3 separate regions of the Homo sapiens genome follow, and all the other regions are linked to region 3. Evidence: chromatin contacts called from ENCODE Hi-C or POLR2A ChIA-PET data. All regions are on one chromosome and are shown on one strand. The core of a region is the stretch at or near the end of the contact, and the rest is flanking DNA. Distances in the headings are between cores, read along the strand shown. Region 1 overlaps FAM174B (family with sequence similarity 174 member B). Region 2 overlaps CHD2 (chromodomain helicase DNA binding protein 2). Region 3 has its middle 50 kb from the start of CHASERR.

Region 1 (4,377 bases), core at 824-3,323, 190 kb before region 3:
AGCTAAGCGATTTAAATTTGTGATCAAATGTAAAACATCTAAAGCACGCTTCAAGGCATGTGCTGCTGGTATCCCTGTCTAACAACTGAGGAGACTGAGGCTCAGGGAAGCCGACTTGCCCACAGCCATGTAGCTAATCAGTGGCAGAGCTAGGGTTTGAAGCAGGCAGTCCAGTGACCAGGAGACTTTCAGTGGGGCCTCCTTCCCACGTGGGTGAGTGAAAGTGCCGCACAACTACCCATGGTCTGAAATGTGCCGCGGAGATAGGCTGCATGGGGCTTGAGAGTATAGACTGGAAGCAACTCGGGAAAATCACAGGGCATAGTGAGCACATATGACCCCTGAGAGGGCCAGGGGGTGCTCCAGCTGAGACCTCCCCAACAGGTCGCCTTGAGTCATCCCTGGTATGCCCTGCTCTGTCACCCCCACTCACTCCCATCCAAGAGCCCCACTCCACGCCTCACCGGAGTTCGCAGCCACTTGACTTTAGCGCCAAAAAACTCTTTGCCCTCCCTCATCACACTCTGGAATGTGTCACTTTGCACAGCTCACATTTTCATATTCCACACTAATCTGGACACACTTCTAACAAACCCTTCCTAAACTGTGACTCCCTCAGGTGTGCTGGTTTGCAGCCAGCCCACGCCCACTTCCTCCCTCCTTTTGGCATCTGTATCCTCTGTGCCCTGGGTGAAGCCCCTCCCACATGGGCCTGGCCACACCCCCAGTTCCAGGAGTGGACGTGAGCCTGGAGCCTGAGCCAATCCAGGCATTGCTACCCCCCAGGCCATGGCAATGGCAGAGGAGCAGGGCAGTGGGCAGGGGAAGGCACGACCAACCCGAGCCAATGACTCTCTGCTGTGAAGGCTGGAACAGGGCAGGTGGGTGTCCCTCCCACTGGCCTTGAGGCCCAGATGACATAAGCCATCATGCCACCATCTAGAAACAGAAAGTAAAGGCAATATGGTAGAGGGCAGATTGGAAAGAGAGAGACCAAGTCCTAAATCGACTACCAAGCCAGCTCTCCTTAAAAACTACAAGGCTACTCTCTCTTTCACCAAAGCCAGCCGGGGCCAGGTTTTCTGTCACACACACAACCTAGCAAACCTTAACTGCCTCGAGGTCTCAGGGAAGGCACTGCACGAAGGGAAACCACCACTGTAATCACAACACCTTCCTGGGGCTTTTTCCACATTTTAATAGTTAGCCTTCCATATGTAAGTATAATTTTCCTATATCCTCAAGCCTGTTTAAACCCCAGGACTCTGCCCCTTATAGAAACAATGAACCACACACACAGAAGCAGAGTTGACATTTTTTGCTTAGGGCTACCTGTAAGCAGGCTTTCAATGAGGACAAACAACCGGCAACTGCACCTCCCAGAACTGCCATGAGCCTGAGGCAAAGGCAGAGACTACACGGCTGTGATGAAGCTGAAATCCCCTGGGTCCATTCGTGGGCAGTGGGCCAGCCTTGGGGACAGGGCCCTCATTTTACTCAAAGACACACGCAGCTCAAGGACAAAGCACCTGGTTCTAGAAAGAGCCCAGGTTTGCAATCAGACTTGGGTTCGCAGCCCAGTGCCCCCACGTCCAGAGCCTGTCCCCTCAGCTGTGTACTGGGTGGTGCTGGGGGCCAGTGGGACGGCAGCCTACAAGGACAGACCAGCTAGCACTCCCCATCAAAGAACGAACTTTGGGAAATAAAGAAGTGAAAAGACTGCTGGCCCATCTTCCACAGCAGGAATCTTTCTTTTCTGAGATAGGCTACTGTTAACCAGGAGGCCTCAACCTGGTTGAGATGTAAAGTGGTCCTTTTATTAATAAATAAATGTCCATATTGTCTTCACAGGAATAGGCAAGGCCAGATAATTTCTAGAAGAGATAAAGCACCCTTCCATCCGAACCAAAACTCATTTCTAACAAGAGAGAGGAGAGGTTCAAAATTCTTTTAGTCTGAAATATAATCCTGAAGCCAGAGGGTTTGTTTACTCAATGGACTGTTCACCAGCTGCTCAGAAACAGGTTTCGTGTGAGTGCTCATACGTCCCACTTATACAAACAAGGAGGCCGAGGGAGGACACCAGGCCCTGGCAGCCTACAGAGGGGGAGGCCTTCCTTCCTCGCCCTCACCCACGAAGAGAATAAAACAGGACTAAACCCTTTAGACTCAGTTCAGTTTTGAGTGTGACAGTCAGAGCCACCAACTCAAAGTGCAGCGACTGAGGTTCAGGGGTCAGCCCTGCAATTCCCCTGTTGGTGTGCTTCTGAGCAAGCCTCTCGTCATGAACCCGAATTTCTTCATCCATTTCTACTTCCTGCCAGGTGTGGTCCGGGTTCTGATGACACAGCCTCTAACACTTCTCACTCTACTTACTCCAGGGGGCCACAGGCTTTCTCACTTCTCCTGAGGCCATTGCAGGACATCGCAACCAGGCTGGGTTTTCTCCTTCTTCCGAATCCTGCAGCCCCTCTTCATAGGCACATCCCTGCCACGGGGCACTGTCTACACATGACCTCCAGGCACACAGGCCCCTCCTGCGTCATCCACAGCACTGGGGTGACGGTACCAGCAGGCACTGTGAGGCGACAACCCTGAGTGCCAGCTAATGCACATGTGATCTCATCACAGCCTCCCGCCAGTGAGGCAAGGAGGGCTCCCATTATCAAGGCAAGGAAACCAAGGCCAGAAGGCACTGAGTGACCTGTCCCAGGAAGCAAGCAGAGCTCGAATCCAGATGCATCACACTCCACAACATGAGCCCTTCACACTCCAACAAGAGGGTAGGAACTCACCTCGGACCTCTGGATGTGCCCCAACCCTACGACTCGGCATTCAACAGACACTTCTCAGGACCCAGAGGTGCCCCTGCAAGTTCTTTTGGTTGCCAGCCAGCTCCCGCGATAACCAAAAGCAACCAAAACAAGCTTGTGTCAACAGAAGGAGGGCACGCTGCGCCTCTGACTAGGAAGTTTCAATCTCATAAAGATTTCAAGCCATCTAAATTAATCTGCAAGCTCAGTGAAATGCAGTAAGATACCGACCAATTTCTGCTGGGGATCTAAATGAGCTGATTCCAAAATTCATGAGGATGGGAGAAGCAGCAAGAATGGAATAGCCATGAAAATTCTATAAAGGAGTTAGATTAGTAAAACATGCTGTAAAACTACAATAACTGAACACAGTGTGATAAGGTTTGGAACTGTGTCCCCAACCAAATCTCATGTTGAACTGTAATCCCCAGTGCTGGAGGTGGGGCCTGGTGGAAGGTGACTGGATCATGGGGGTGGGCCTTCATGAACGGTTTGGCACCATCCTCTTCGCGCTGTTCTTATGATAGTGAGTGGGTGAGTGCCTGAGAGATCTGGTGGTTTAAAAGTGGGTGATACCTCCCGCCTTGCTCTTTCTCTTGCTCCTGCTCCCACCATGTGAGTGCCTGCTCCCCTTTGCCTTCCACCATGATTGGAAGCTTCCTGAGGCCTCCCCAGAAGCAGAAGCTGCTATGCTTCCTGTACAGCATGCTGAACCATTAGCCAATACCCAGTCTCAGGTATTTCTTTATAGCAGTGCAAGAACAGACTAATACACAGTGGCATCCCACACTAACAATCAGATGCTATAGCAGAATAGAAAGTCCAGAAATACACCCAAATACACACTGGAATCTAGTATAGGATAAAGATGGCATTTCAAATGAGTGAGAAAAAGGTAACTCATTAAATATTTTGTTGATAACCACCCATATCTCACACTTTGTATCAGCATAAATTAGACGGATCAGACTTAAATGTAGAAAATAAAACCATAGAAGTACTAGAAGAAAACATGGGAGAAATCCAAAATCCATTTTTTTAAAAAAGGATGATAAATGTAAACACATAAAAATGTCTTAAAGTCAAGGTAAATAGGCGGGGAGCAGTGGCTCACACTTGTAATCCCAGCACTTTGGGAGGCTGAGGTGGGCAGATCACCTGAGGTCAGGAGTTCGAGACCAGCCTAGCTAACATGGTGAAACCCCATCTCTACCAAAAATACAAAAATTAGCCGGGCATGGTGGTGGGCACCTGTCATCCCAGCTATTCGGGAGGCTGAGGCAAGAGAATTGCTTGAGCCCATGAGACATAGGTTGCAGTGAGTGGAGATCGTGCCACTGCACTACAGCCTGGATGACAAAGTGAGACTCCATCTCAAAAAAAAAAAAAAAAAAAAAAAAAAAAAAAAGTCAAAGGAAATGATATACTGGGAGAACTATTTCCAACTCATCATAAATTTTGGTTTTTGTTTTTTGGTTTTTGTTTTTTTTTAAGACACAGTCTCACTCTGTCACCCAGGAGTGCAGTGGCATGATTTTGGCTCACTGCAACCTCTGCCTCCCAG
Region 2 (4,054 bases), core at 1,382-3,881, 200 kb after region 3:
TAAGTGTCCAGGCTCAGAGCTGGTGAAAACCCTTCTGTTGGGCGTGTGCAGGGTTAAACTCCTGAAGTAACTTGTGAGGACTTCAGTGCTTGCTGGTGTCCTGGGCAGCACCATGAATGCCTTTACCAAGACATGCCAAGTTGGATCCCCCGAATGAAGCAGATGTGGCTGTGGTGTGACCCTTGCTCCCTGCTACACAGAGCATCGCAGGGCTGGCCTGTGTGGTTTCCAGATGAGGGTCTGGGTCCCGGAAGCTTGTGTTGAGAGCTCAGTGGACCCACCCCGCTTGCTGAACCCTCACAGTTCTTGGGGTTGTCCAGCCTGGACTTGTAGCACACATGTCCTGAAGCAAAGCTCCGGTGACTGCATGAGCCACCTGGCCACAGTCCTCCCATGGAGGGCCTGCCGTGACGCTCAGTGGAGAGGGCAGGGCCTGTGTCTCCACTTAGGCCACACAGTGATGAGGAAACCACAGATGGAGCTTCTTGCCGATAATACTGACTCTAGCCCATGATTGCCTTGCCCAAGCCAAAGAGGAAGGTTAGGTTGGCTTGTCGAGCCCTTGAGCGTTGGGAGATGGGGTGGGAAGGAGGTGAGCCCCTGCAGAGAGTTGGGTAGTGTCCTTCAGGAATGAAAGGAGGGGCAAAGGAGTCACCAGAGGTCCTGCATTTCCATCAGGGTTTCCACAGTCATCAGGGCTTCTCTCTTGAGTTGCTGATAGGAGATGTGAGTTATGCCCAGAGATGTCTTATCGTGAGGAAAAAGAAACTTCCTTTTGTTCACATTTAGGACTCTCAGTGCCATATGAAGTAGCAAAAGGCAGTATCGGCCAGATCAGTGTTACATTGATTCTAAAATTACAGTGTCCCCATTAGACAACTATTTTAGGTGCTGGAGTATGTTTGAAGAGTGTGCTGGGAAAAAGGAAGCATTTCTTCATTGATTTAAATCAGTATGAATATTATATGCCTAAATAAAAAATTTGCACAGGTAAATTCTCTCACTTGTGAATGGGAGAAGCTGCCCCAGGAATCTGTGAGGATGGTATTCCCTGGAGTCTGGCTTTGAAAGATTTCATTGTTGGTAGAAATAACAGGTTGAGAAAGAGGGAGTTAGCATCACCTAAAACCTGCACGTGAACAAGGGTTGACATGATACACTATGGCCTTAGAAAAGGGCCAGGTGAAACCCCAAGCTAATCACTGCGGTCTTTCAGAGCCGGACAGACAGGTGCCAGCAGAGCCCGGGGCTCACTCTCCTTTCAGTCATTCCTCAGCCCTTCGAAGGGAAGCCCAAACACTTTGCACGCTGTGCTGCAGACATTCTGGCCTGGTGTGTCTGAAAGTTGCATCAGTCCTCACGGTGCAAACACAGTTGATTTAGGAAGTCACACAATGACACTGAAATCCTACAGACCAAAATCCACTTGTCAGCAGGAGCAGCAGCCCAGGCCCAGCACCAGCGGTCTTCCGGCTCCTCTGAGGGCTGCCACGTTGGGCGAGGGGAGCCATGCCAAGGGTCCAGGCTGCTTTAGGCCATCTGTGCCCCACTCATCTGGGGACAGATGGTTTTTCTTTATTGTAAAATTGTGGACTTTTAAAACCTGTTGACTAAACAGTAATTAATTTATATTTGTGAAAAATGCCACTGTCCTAGTGATTTCTGATGTAAATAATGTTGTTTATATAGTATGTATTAAATTTTCCTACATTGTAAAACTGCTGTACTTTTGATTCTTGTATATTAAAAAGTGTTACTGAGCATTTTTAGAATTGGGCTAACACGTTGCATTGCATTGTGGTGTGAGCTCTGTGACTAGAGATACCGCCTTGTCTACCTTCCCTCGTTGGTTGCTGGGTCACATCCAGATGTTTTGACAGCTTGTGAAGTGGAGTCTTTTAAAGTTGCATTTCCCTCCATCCAGTACCAGTTGCATTGTTGCGTACCGGCCTTAACACCACAGATACCTAAGCTGTTCCTGAGTATGCCGTCGTCGAGGTGAACAGCTCCCTGGCCGAGCAACTCCAGGCTGTGGCCCACAGCTCTGCACTTGAGGGAGGGCCAGGGTTGCCGAAACCGGTAGTTAATTCCCGTGGGTTAGTCCTGCCTGGGGGGATCCAGGGAGACCTAGGGGGGCCACCCCTTCTATCCTGAAGGAAATAACACTGTGTCTGCCAGCCTGTAGCTTTGAGGGTAATTTAACAGATGGGGTCTGGGGGGTGGCATTTTATAATGGAAACACTGACACAAACGTTAGCTTTAGTATTCTGGCACAGGGGCAGGCCCAGCTCTGGTGCAGCCCAGACAGAGGAAGGGTGGCACAGCCTGCGGGCGGAGATCTCTGTCTGAATAAGGGTTGAAGTTTGCCCAGATCCACGATTTTCACTAATGTTTTGGTGACTTTGAGACTAGCTCTTAAATCTTGATACCAAATAAGCCATGTGTCTACTGAGAGCTGAGCTGTCAACTGCTGTGACTCCGCTCCGTCAGCCCAGGGGACTTGGACGCAGGGGCCCTTGCCAGCCCTGGCCCGCGCTGGAGCGGGAGGCTGGGATTTTTAGTTCACGTAGTTCTTGAGAAAGACGAAGAAAAGCTGAGGGCTCTTGGTGCCCATCAAGAAACGACTCACAATCGTGTTGTAACTCATGACTCAGCTGGAACAATTTGGGGAAACTTTAAGAACAAGTACTGCAATAATCAGCTTATTATGACTTACAATAGCAACAAGGCTTCGAAACTGCCAGCTGCCAAAACGCCTGCCTTTTACTGGAAGCGGCCGGCCCAGGGCCCCTGCCTCCTCCCTCCTCCCTGGCAGGGCCTCGCACGCCTGGCATCACGGCAAGCCCTCCTCAGTCAGCGCCAACAGAAAGGTCACTTATTGAAACCCAAGTCCCTGCAGTTTGCCAGACCAGAGTCGGCTCCAGATTCCAACCTGTGGCTTTTAAAGGCGCAGGACCAGCTCTGATGTGAGGCGTTGCCTTAACTGAAGCCCCCTGCACCAGTCCTTTCTGTCATATCTCATGGGACCCATTTGGTCTCCCAGCCCACCTCAAATCTGTTCTGATCAGTGAGCGGGTGGGGAGGAGAAGGTGCAGCTGGATTCAGTGAAAGTTCCATCCTGCAGAAACCTGGGCACTAATTGAGGAGCTGTTCCCGCTGCTGCCGGTGGGCCCCTCCCCCAGGCTTGACGTCTTGGGGGTGTTCTGGTCAGTTCTGCTGGCGTGTGATGTGGTGGATGACAGTGTGCTCAGGCCACCTGGTTTTGCGCTGAGCCTCCTGCTGTCTGGCTTTGTGTGGGAACATGGACCAGTCCATGGCCTAAAGGCTTCTTACCTCGAAGATGGGCAGAACAATATCCACTTCCGGAACATCACACGTGAGCTTCCTCTTAATTTCTTTAGTGACCTAAGAAGGAATTGTTGCTAAAACACGGGCCCCGTTAACCACAGGCACTGTGGTGGCCCTCGGGGCGTTGGGGGGCTGTAAAGGGGCCTCCCGAGTCAGCGCATTGCCCCCATGTGGTCCCTCCCCATGTTCAGCTGGGTGATCACCTTGCATCTTCACCTGCAAAGGAAGGAGGCCGCTTCTTGGGTTCATGCGGTTTTTAAGTGAGAGTGTGCACAGTGGAAAAGGAAAAGGTTTGTAACCCTAAGGGCGACCTGGAAGAGACAGCATTCAAAGTCCTTGGCTGGGGAATGGGTGGAGAGGGTTGAGTCAGAGGGCAGCTGGATGGGTTGAGGCAGACTAAGGACAGAGCTTGCCCGGCCTGGAGGGCAGGCCCGGTGAGCACCGGGCCCAGCACCTCCCACTCCAGAGACTGCAAGACAAGCGAGCTGCCCTCTTGGAGCCCCATTGGCCAGGGCTTCTGGAAAGCCGCAGCTTGCTGTGCGGGGAGACTAAACCCCAGCAGGAAGGCCCAGCAGGGACTAGAACCCCCAGGAGCTCATAGTCTCATGGGGGAGACACTGCTGGAACCAGACAGTTATGGGAGAGGACGTTTTCCTTGAACCAGGTCTCCAGCCCCTCCTGTGGGCTGGTCCTGCTCCAGGAGCTG
Region 3 (4,124 bases), core at 220-2,719:
CAAAGCCAACTCAGTCTCCTGTTATTGCAGAAATTTAAAGGTTACTTGAGCTGATTGATACCAATTAAAATAAAAGCATCTACTGCCATTTTATTAAACGCCCTATTTAATCTCCACATCCCAAGTTCATTCTCTCTCTCTTTTAAGGCTATACATGGGCCTCAACATTCTCTCTTCTTCAGTATCAGCTGTCCTCATCCCTATTCAAAGTCAGAATGACTTGGAATCTATTCAGGGCTGCTACTTAATTGGATGAAGAAAGTACTCTGTTGCATGCTAACCTCCCAGATTTGAATTAGAACCAAGGTCCTGAATCTACACAAGACCTTTTTCCCTTTCCTTTCTGCATTTATTTCTTTTTTTTCTACATCTTTCTTTTTGAATTTTTTTTTTTTTTTTTTTCTGAGATAGAGTCTTGCTCTGTCGCCAGGCTGGAGTGCAGTGGTGTGATCTTGGCTCACTGCAGTCTCCAACTCTGGTTCAAGCAATTCTCCTGCCTCAGCCTCCGGGTAGCTGGGACTACAGGCATACACCACCATGCCCAGCTAATTTTTGTATTTTTAGTAGAGATGGGGTTTCACCATAGTGGCCAGGATGGTCTCCATCTCTTGACCTCGTGACCTGACCCCCTCGGCCTCCCAAAGTGCTGAGATTACAGGCATGAGCCACCGCGCCCGGCCTCTTTTTGAATTTTTTTAAAAAAACACCTAAAGTTTAGGAAAGTATAAGAGGCCAAAGAAACAAGAGTTCAAAGAAACAAGAGTGTTATACACGCACACTTGCAGAAAGGTAGTAAAATATCTGTATAGTTCTGGCTGTCAAGCTTTTGGACTGAGATATGCGTAAGCAAGGCAAAAAGATCCCATAGTCCAGGAATATCAACCAGTCCAGTTTCCCAAGGAAACTAAAAGTAACTGAAAATGAGAAGGGTGCCATATAGGAAAATTGAAGGTGGGGCATAATTATTAATACACTGCTTTGGAAATGCTGGTATGGAAGATTCATATATGGACTTCAAAGCATACATGTCTTATACTTAGCTATGGGAAAATTATCATCAAAATCTTCATTTATACAAATCACGGGTATTAGAAATAAAATCAGGTATTGTGTACAGTCAGATCCCAGGTTTACACAAACTAGAGGTTTCAATTAAGTTTCCTTCATTTTATAAAACCATGACACAAGCTGTAAATAAAGGAGCTCTGGCTTTAGGCCTTCTTCTGTTTATAGACAGTAAATTTTAATCCTCTGTCCCTGCAGACCAACTCAAAGCAGTAACCTTGGCTACCGTTGCCGCAGAAGAAACACACCCTGCAGATTTCCAGTTCTATATTCAGTCTTAGAAAATTGGTCATGTTGAAAGGGAAAAAACAATTTTACTTTGCCTCAGTTATTGACACCAAGAAGCACTCCTCAGCCTGTTCAGAGGGGAAACAATGAGTCATTCATGCTGTCAGCCCAGGTGGTGCATGAATTCCAGACAGAGGCCGCTGAATTAACCCGTGGAGGCGTCTCTCTGAGCAGAGCCCGCAATGCGCCTGCTTGGGGCTCCCTGCAGCCTCTGGGGGAGGCAGGGCGGCCCAGAGCAGGCCTGTGCTGGAAAGGAACGCGAAGCCCTGTAACCAAGCCTGTACCTCTGCAGTGCTAGTCCCAAGGGGCCTCCGAGCTGTTTGTCACCATGTGATTGGCTCAGGAGAGGGGTGGAGAAATGAAAACACTCTGCCCAGGATATATTTAGTTGAAGTGCAGCTGGGGAAGTGCTTAAACAAGGGAGCTTTTGTCCTTATGTTGAAGTGTTTTTCTTAACTCCTCAAGGGTGAAAAACTTGAGCCACGTACTGATCCCATTCCCCCCCACCACCCCCAATATATTTTCTCTTCTTTAGGAAATGCTCTTATTCTGAAACTTTAGAATTTTCTAGGGTTTGTTGCATAAGAGGAAACTGAATAATTCTGATGCAGAACTGACACAAAATTTAAAGCACAAACTTTTAGTGGGAGACACAGTTAAGAAATTCAAATAATTTCTTAACACATTAGAAGTTTGCATTCTTGCCATTAATTTTCTGTAAGTTCAAACTGGAAATTGGCTATTTTCAAACGGCTTTACTTGAACTAATTTATGGAGTTAAAAACATAATTAAGTGTTATAAGCTGACAGAGCCCTGTTTCACTCGAGCTGATTCACGGTTTCCAGTAATGAAAGATATCCTTCTGCGCTGCTGAGCACAGCTTCTTTGCAACAGATGACTGATGAGCCGTGTAACGGCTCCTGTTCACATCCTCCTCAAAAAATGGCTGAAAACTGCCACCTTGCTGCAAGGCTTTATGTAAATACTGTATATTAGGGCACATTATCTATTATTAAGAAGTAATGTGGCTGGGCACTGTGGCTCATGCCTGTAATCCCAGCACTTTGGGAGGCCGAAGCAGGCAGATCACCTGAGGTCAGTTCAAGACCAGCCTGGCCAATGTGGTGAAACACCTCTCTATGAAAAATACAAAAATCAGCCAGGCGTGGTGGCGCATACCTGGAGTCCCAGCTACTCAGGAGGCTGAGGCATGAGAATCGCTTGAACCCAGAGGGGAGGTTGCAGTAAGCTGAGGTTGCACCACTGAACTCCAGCCTGGATGACAAAAAAAAAAAAAAAAAAAAAATAGCAACACAGGAAATATTTTCCATGAAAATTCCATTTGCAGTTATGAAGCAGGGGCAAAAACTTCTGGACAAGAAGCCCGTGGTTTTGTTGATACTAGCAAAGCAGGCTGTAATAGTGCTCTCCAGAGAAACAGAACCAGTAGGATGTGCATATTTATAGACAAAGATTTCTCTCTCTCTCTTTTTTTTTGAGACAGGTCCTTGCTCTGTCACTCAGGCTGGAGTGCACTGGCGTAATCTTGGCTTCCTGCAGCCTCAACCTCTCCTAGCTCAAGCAATCCTCCTGCCTCAGTCTCACGAGAAGCTGAGACTACAGGTGCATGCCACCATGCCCAGGTAATTTTTAATTTTTTGTAGAGATGGTGTTTTGCCATGTTGCCCAGCCTGGTCTCGAACTCCTGAGCTCAAGCCATCTGCCCGATTCAGCCTCCCAAAGTGCTGGGATTACAGGCATGAGCCTGACTGAGAGAGAGATTTTGTTTAAGGAATCGATCCATGCTTATGGAGGCTAAGTTCAAAATCTGCAGTGTGGGCTGGTAGGCTAGAGACCTAGAAAAGAGCCAGTGTTGTGGTTCAATCCAAAAGATGTCAGCTGACAGAATTCCCAGAATTTCTTCTTGTCTGGAGCCGGGAGAGCGAGAGGGAGTCTCTTGTTCTATTCAGGCCTTCAACTGATGTGATGAGGCCCACCCACAGTATGGAGGGCCATCTGCTGTACTTAATGTTCACCAATTTCAATGTTAATCTCATCCAAAAACACCCTCACAGACACATCCAGGAGAATCTTTGACCAAATGTTTGGGCACTGTGGCCTAACCAAGTTGACACATAAAAGTAACCAACCACAGGTTAACAAACTCATTTTAAAAAATTCATGTGTTAACTTCACTTGTTAAAGTAACAGCATTGCTTACCATGTTGTAGATGTTGTAAAGGTATAAAAACGGGTACCCTTACAACATCTGTATCCCCCTGAAGGCAAGGATCTCTCTCTCTCTCTCTCTCTCCCCCTCTCTCTCCCTCTCCTTCTATCCTGTTCTCCCTCCTCCCTCTTCTCTCCTGGGAGGCTTGCCCTTTCATCCCAGGGACCATGTTGTGAGGAAGTTCATGGAAAAGCCATGTGTAGATATTCCAGACGATAGCCCCCAGCCCACACCAACATCAACTACTAGACATGTGAATGAACAAGCCTCAGATGATTTTTTTCTCAGCCTTCAGAGTCTTCCAGCTGTGATCCAGACATGGTACAGCAAAGTCAAGCTACCCTCTGCTGTGCCCTGTCTTGATTTATTTATTTAAAATTTTTTTTTTAATTTTAATTTTTTTTACTCTGTAAGCTTTGTTGGTCTTAACTGTCTCAATTCTGACCTGTAGAAACCATGAGATATTAAAAAAAGAGGAAGAAGAAGAAAATTATTGCTATTTTAAGCCACTAAATTTGGGAGCGATTTGCTATACAGGAA

Evidence for each region. Hi-C counts contacts between places; a loop is a spot of excess contacts on that map. ChIA-PET counts read pairs that join two places held with the same protein, here RNA polymerase II (POLR2A). Pooled maps may share reads with other maps.
Region 1: a loop to region 3 is called in a pooled map, with 2.4 times the contacts of the local background. The contact joins two enhancer-like sites. A Hi-C loop is called at or near these places in 3 of 37 single-sample maps with no recorded cell type and 8 of 50 pooled maps. POLR2A ChIA-PET finds 5 or more read pairs at or near these places in 2 of 52 experiments (GM10248 and activated T-cell).
Region 2: a pooled map shows a loop between it and region 3 (2.6-fold over the local background). The contact joins two enhancer-like sites. A Hi-C loop is called at or near these places in 6 of 50 pooled maps. POLR2A ChIA-PET finds 5 or more read pairs at or near these places in 4 of 52 experiments (MCF 10A, T-cell, activated CD4-positive, alpha-beta T cell and 1 more).

The regions. Positions count from the first base shown.
Region 1 is chr15:92,636,363-92,640,739 of GRCh38, forward strand. All of the region lies in intron 1 of FAM174B (family with sequence similarity 174 member B), which reads right to left. Among named protein-coding and RNA genes, the nearest start is that of FAM174B, 17 kb to the right of the region's middle. RefSeq lists enhancers at 2,215-2,504, 3,268-3,367. Within about 2 kb of position 2,074, at least 16 of the 41 ENCODE cell types and tissues checked have a DNase peak (open chromatin) inside an H3K27ac peak, as active enhancers do.
Region 2 is chr15:93,026,225-93,030,278 of GRCh38, forward strand. CHD2 (chromodomain helicase DNA binding protein 2) reads left to right here. Exons shown (of 39, transcript NM_001271.4): 39 at 1-1,772. Among named protein-coding and RNA genes, the nearest start is that of RGMA, 61 kb to the right of the region's middle. RefSeq lists an enhancer at 2,222-2,728. Within about 2 kb of position 2,632, at least 29 of the 41 ENCODE cell types and tissues checked have a DNase peak (open chromatin) inside an H3K27ac peak, as active enhancers do.
Region 3 is chr15:92,830,347-92,834,470 of GRCh38, forward strand. No RefSeq gene overlaps it. Among named protein-coding and RNA genes, the nearest start is that of CHASERR, 50 kb to the right of the region's middle. RefSeq lists enhancers at 1,343-1,392, 1,773-1,972, 2,729-2,788. Within about 2 kb of position 1,470, at least 41 of the 41 ENCODE cell types and tissues checked have a DNase peak (open chromatin) inside an H3K27ac peak, as active enhancers do.